2 separate regions of the Homo sapiens genome follow, and region 2 is linked to region 1. Evidence: read pairs that join two places in POLR2A ChIA-PET (ENCODE). Cell type or tissue: PC-3. All regions are shown on one strand. Links, peaks and the distances in the headings refer to the core of each region. The heading gives the core; the rest is flanking DNA.

Region 1 (3,172 bases), core at 281-2,780:
GCCCATTTGAAGCAGAAGCTTTGGACTTGACCCGGGAGGCCATTCTACTCTGTCACACTATGCTCAGGTCCCACCAGCCCCCACCTCCCACCTGTGCACTGAGGCATCCTGCCCAGGAATAGCTGGTCTTTTTCTGAGAATCCTGTTGAATGGCAAACCTAAACATACTCCCCCCCGGCACCTGTACAATGTCTGTGCCGCCTTTGAGACTCGCTATAATACACAGGTCATGCAAACAAGCACACAGAAGCGACATTTCCGTAACTCTGTTATGCCCCAGGCAGCAACATTTACAATTAGTGAGCCCTGAGCCCCTCAAAGCTCTCTTACTTTCCTATGTCCTCCCAGTCTCAGGTGGGTGACGGAGGGGCCAGAGGTCACTACTCCAATTTACAGGTAGGCTGTGATGACCCTGGGTCCTGGGGCTTGGGTCTCAAGGCTTGCCACTGGTATCTCAGCTCCTGGCCCACAGTGAACCTGATGGAACATGCTAGAAGGTTGGAGATACCTGCCCAAGCAAAAAACATTTCAGCAGATGACGACACAACACTGATGAAGGGGCCTGCTGTGCCCTCCTTTAGCTGCCAACTGTCCCCGGGAACCCCAGAGAAAGTCTCAGGCGTCCTCCATGGTCCACCCAGGCCAAGTGAGCGTGAGCTTCCAGTCAGGGCACTGGCTTTGTAAATACTCCAAGTTCCTGCAAGCAACAGAGGCTGAAAGCTGTTACTGCTGTAACTGACCTGTGCAAATATAACTGGCCAGGGCCCTTATGTTCACTGGTGACTACAACTAAGGCCAAGGCTGAATGACAGCAAAAAACCTCAGCTCCAAAGCAGGAATGTAAACTTCTGCGACAACACAACGCCTTCTCCTAATTATCTTTTAAGGCCCAGGCAAAGGGCTTCTCCTCCAAGCAGCCTTCCCTGATGCTCCAAGCTAGAAATCATCTCTCCCACCCTGAACCCCCACCTTCCCTGACTCCCACCCCACTGCCCTCACTACTTTCCACCTTGGACTACACATCATTTGTGCCCCACCTGCCTTCTGTACTACGTGGACACCAGAGTGGGGAAGGTTCACACTTGATTCACCATAGCAGCTGCCAAATACCGACAAAGACCAGAACTTGGCTGGAGCCTGGTAGCTGTTTATCAAGAAACAAATCCCCACCGGCCACTTACTATTCACTCTCAGACAGGCCCTGGGTGGGCCCCTCAGTGGATTCTCTTTGAAACCTCACAACACCTGCTGTAAGGAAGGTAACCTCATAATCCCACATGACAAAGAAACCAAGGCAGACACTGGGCGATACGCCCCAGGCCACCCAGCTGTTAAGTGGCAGCGCCAGACCTGAACTCAGGGCCAGTTGCTGACTCACCTGGGTTATGAGCATATAACTAACAGCACGGTGAGTCAAGGGAGGTAACAAATGCTCAACACCTTCACACAATCCCAGGTCACGTCACTGCAAATCAGGGACCATATGTGGCGGCCTTTACTCCTCCCTGTGGTTTTGTTGTCTTCCTTACGGTTGGTCTCAATGTTAGTGTGATTCTTTAATACAGAGAATAAAGTCTGCACTGGCCAACCAGCTGTGTGCTTCCAAACAGTGTACAGGCAGCTCCTTGAGCTGGCTGAGGACGGGGTGGTCACTCACAGGCCGCCATGCCCTGAACGACTTTCCCCTCCTGCCTCCCAGCTCAGCCTCAGATGCCTTGAAACAGGCCTGGGGGTACTCACCGTGTGGCCCTGCACAGCAGCACCCCTCATTGGACTACGTGTGAGCGGGACACCACCACCTCCGTTTTCAGTCTTCCCCTCTCCTACTCCCCACCCAGGGCCCACCAGGGCCTTAACTGATGAGTTGCAAAGGTAGACCTGGGGGTGGCTCCCAGGGTTCAAATTCCAGCACCTTCCAGAGGTTCAGCATCCTCACCTCTCAAAAGAGAGATGAGGGTATCCACCCAACAGGGCAGTCATGAAGACAAGAGCAGAGGTCCCTGCCAGGGCCCAGACAACCTTCTGAAGATGCTTTACGAATTAGCTCCGTTAAATCTTACACTGATCCCATGATAACATTCCTCCCACTCTCGCAGGCATGGAAACAGAAGAGGCAAGCACACCAAGTTTCAGCCACAGACCAGCACAAAATACACTCAACAAAGAACAGAGAGGTGCTCAGGGGTATACACTGGATTGGACAGTGGGGCGGGGGTAGGGGTGGGATGCTGGCCTTTCCCTGGAGAGCAGGCAGGACCCATACGTAGAAGTGACAAGCAAGGTGACCAAAGCTAAGGACCCACAGGTCTAAGGAGCAGGCACATCGCCAGGGCAGGGAGTGCCTGCCCATCACTGAGACGGCGAAGAGACGCACACAGGGCCCTTTCCTGTGTCCACAGCTGTCCCTAACAAGGGCCTTGCAGAAGGTGGAGGTCACTCTCCAAAGAAGCATCTCCAACTACTCTTGGGCAAGGCCATCTCTCCAGTAGTCTTACGCATGAGGCTAAACCTCTTCTCTTACCTCAAAGATGGCTTCAGTATCCCTCCCGTTACCTCCAACAGGGCAAGAAATGTACCAAAAGCAACACACAGGAGGCCACAGTGGGGCTGAGAGGACCCAGGTACACATGCTGTTTCCTGCCTGGTTTCTCCCCACCTCTGCCGTGTGTCTCAACGCTCCTCCTGGAGAACTCTTATTCATCCTTCAAGACCCAACTCAAATGTGGCACTTCTCCAGCAGCTGTCCCCGCTCTGTGGCACAGCTGGCTCCTCCCTCACATTCCCAGAGCACCCAGGGCATTGTTCTTTTGAAGCACTTAACCTGGTGCCTTCGAAGGTTCTTTACCAGAGTTTTCAACCTTGGTACCCCTGGCATTTGGGGCTGGACAGTTCTTTGTGGAAGGACGGCCATGTACCTTGTCGGATGTTTGGCCACAACCCTGACTTCAGATACCAGTGGCACAAAAATGTCTGCAAACGTTGCCAGATATCCCTCAGGGGAATGAGGTGGGGGAAATTACCCCTCCCTGAAAATCACTGATTTTAATCCTGGTCCTCTGTGGCTTAGGGTATGGCTTGCCAAGACAGGGGCTTAGTGAACATGTGTGGGAAACGTGAGAGCCAGAGATGGCTGCACCACGCAACGGAACCTGCGCTGACGCCGCCTTCATCT
Region 2 (3,172 bases), core at 349-2,848, 1.3 Mb after region 1:
AAAATATTTTTGTTTGTCGCCTTTTGCATGTCTTTGATCTTCAAAAATGCATTGAGCACACATTGAGCACACTAAAACAAGATGCATGCATTTCTTTACACCAGAATAAAATCAACTTTTGTTAACAACCAAAGGAGAAAATGTCCTTGCTTAAACAATGGACCCACGGCTTCCAGTTTTCACGGAATCTTCTGAGATAGCTGCTCTCTTGCTGAGTTCACCATAGTGCTCGTGTAATCAAATCCAGTAGGCATACTGTGCCCTCATTTTCCTCAACCCTCCAGCAGTATTTAATGTGGTTAATCCGTCTTTCTTGACACGCTATCATTTTTTCCTGGAAACCCGCCTGCTTCTCTTGCCACCCTTGACCCTTGCCTCCTTCTCAGTTCTCCTTGTTCATTTCTTCCTTTTGTACCCAAACTCTAAATGTTACACTCCCCTCCTAGTTACACTTGCTTTTGTCACCAAAGGCATCCCATCCACTCCTTCTATATTCAGACACCTTCTTGGTTTATGAATCTGCCCTTCTCTCCCTTGTGATCACTTATCTAGCTGCTTCCTTGACATCCTTGTTTGGATGTCCCCAAAATATTTCAAACTTACATCCAAAATGAAACTCTTCAAGGTAAGTCTATGACATAGAGACTGAATGAAGGTCCATGTGTCAAGTGATATAGTAAACATTGGTGTAATATAATTTTCTTATTTTTTCAATTTAAAAATGTGTGAAAGTAGAAGCTCTAATATTTTCTTCCTGAATCTCAATGGATCGTATTGCTTACTCCTTAAAATACAAATTACCTTCTTAAAGACCAGTGTTTGCATTGCCAAAATCATAGATGATTCTCTTCTCTGGAATCTTCAGATTCTCTGTCTTTTAAAATTAGAAGTGCAACAAAAATTCCAGGTTCTGATGAGACTTGCAAAATAAAAGGATTTTTCTACTGTCACTTTATTTTATATGTTATGCAATGTTAAGCGACATTTATATAGTACTCAAATTATTTCCAATCCCCTGTATATGATGTTTTTAAGTAAGGTCCTACGCCATTTGAACACCACTCATCCACTCCCACACCAATGTTTACAGGAGAAGGACACAGAAAGTTTTGACCATAACCAGCGAATTTTTTTTTTTAACCAATTAAACATGACAACATAATTTTTGGAGAGGTTTTTGTTACAGGGACTTTGTGACATACCTATTCAAGTTCTAGCTGTTTGCACTGTGTCTTAAAGGAGCTGCAACTATCTTGATGTATTTATTAATTACATGTTTCTATTTCTTCCAAAAATAAAGGTAAACATAATTACATGCTGAGTGTTGTTCAGCTTTGGGGTTCTAAAAAGGTAATTTGAACCAGATTCCTTTAGTCTCTTGTTACTTAAAATGTGATGCATCAACTAGCAACATTGGCATCACCTGGGGCTGTATTAGAACTCACATTCTCAGGCTCCACCCAGATCTGATGAATCACAACCCACATTTTGAACAAGATCCCTATGTGACTTGTTTGCACACTAAACTCTGAGAAGCTGTGATCTAGAACTGTAAGCCTTTCGACTTCTTAAAATCTAGCTTCATATTGCTATCATTCACTCAAATTCTATGTATTATGATTCTGACTCTGTAGCTTTTACTTGATAAAACATCAGATTGAGCGCAGTGGCTCAATCCTGTAATCCCGGCACTTTGGGAGTCCAAGGTGGGCGGATCACGAGGTCAAGAGATCAAGGCCATCCTGGCCAAGATGGTGAAATCCCGTCTCTACTAAAAATACAAAAATTAGCTGGGCATGGTGGCACATGCGTGTATTCTCAGCTACTCGGGAGGCTGAGGCAGGAGAATCACATGAACCCGGGAGGCGGAGGTTGCAGTGAACCGAGATCACACCACTGCACTTCAGCCTGGCGACAGAGCGAGGCTCCATCCCCCACCCCCCAAAAAATCATAAGTTTAGAAATTATTTAACAAATTCAGCAGAAAGAAAAATTATTTAAAATTAGAAAAATGGTTTAAACAGATATTTCACTGAAGAAAACATGATGGCAAAAGCATGTGGAAAGAGGTACATCATTAGTCATTAGGTGAATGCAAATTAAAACAACAATAAGATGACACTACACAAGTATTAGAATTGCAATAATAATAATAATAACCACAACAATAATACTTAACAATATTAAGAGTTGATGAGGTTGTAGACTCTCTACTGGTCTAGTACTCTCATACATTGCAAATGGAATTGCAAAATTGTATAGTCACTTTGAAAAACAGTTTGGCAGTTTCTTTTGCTTAAACTTTTATTTTAGGTTCAGGATTACATGGGTAGGTTTATTGTATAGATAGACTCACCTCATGGGAGTTTCTTGTGCAGATTATTTCATCACCCAGGTACTAAGCCTAGTACACAGTAGTCATTTTATCTGATCCTCTCCCTCCTCCTACCCTCCACCCTCAAGTAGAACCCAGTGTCTGTTGTTCCCCTCTTTGTGTCCATGTGTTCTCATCATTTAACTCCCACTTAGAAGTGAGAACATATCGCATTTGGCTCTCTATTCCTGCATTTGTTTGCTAAAGATAATAGCCTCTAGCTCCATCCGTGTTCCTGCAAAGGACATGATCTCATTCTTTCTTTATGACTTTCTTTATGACTGCATAGTATTCCATGGTGCGTGTATATATATATATATCACATATATATCACATTTTTTAATCCAGTCTACCATTGATGAGTATGTAGGTTGATTCCATGTTGCTATTGTGAATAGTGCTGCAATGAACATATGTGTGTTCTTTTTAATAAAATGATTTATATTCCTTTGGGTATATACCCAGTAATGGGATTGCTGGGTGGAATGTTACTTCTGTTTTTAGCTCTTTGAGGAATTATCACACTGCTTTCCACAATGGTTGAGAAAATTTATACTCCCACCAACTGTGTATATGTGTTTGCTTTTCTGCATAACCTTGCCAGCATCTGTTATTTTTTGACCTTTTTTTTTGAGACAGAGTCTTACTCTGTCACCCAGGCTAGAGTACAGTGGCATGATCTTGGCTCACTGTAAGCTCTGCCTCCTGTGTTCAAGTGATTCTCCTGCCTCAGCCTCCCAAGTAGCTAATTTTTGTATTTTTAGTAGAGATGGGTTTCACCACCTTGGCCGGGCTGGT

The links. Peaks named below come from ENCODE experiments on the same cell type or tissue, not always from the same donor. Only the 100,000 strongest peaks of a DNase experiment are listed, where the experiment ranks them.
Region 2: POLR2A ChIA-PET joins it to region 1 with 9 read pairs; 3 of 35 experiments call an interaction of 5 or more read pairs at or near these places.

Annotation. Positions count from the first base shown.
Region 1 is chr4:10,107,888-10,111,059 of GRCh38, forward strand. All of the region lies in intron 2 of WDR1 (WD repeat domain 1), which reads right to left. Among named protein-coding and RNA genes, the nearest start is that of WDR1, 7.3 kb to the right of the region's middle. RefSeq lists an enhancer at 1-311. In PC-3, for the core only: no CTCF peak of the experiment used is centred there; a DNase peak (open chromatin) is centred at 1,434; H3K27ac peaks cover 1,534 bases.
Region 2 is chr4:11,450,462-11,453,633 of GRCh38, forward strand. No RefSeq gene overlaps it. Among named protein-coding and RNA genes, the nearest start is that of HS3ST1, 23 kb to the left of the region's middle. In PC-3, for the core only: no CTCF peak of the experiment used is centred there; a DNase peak (open chromatin) is centred at 1,470.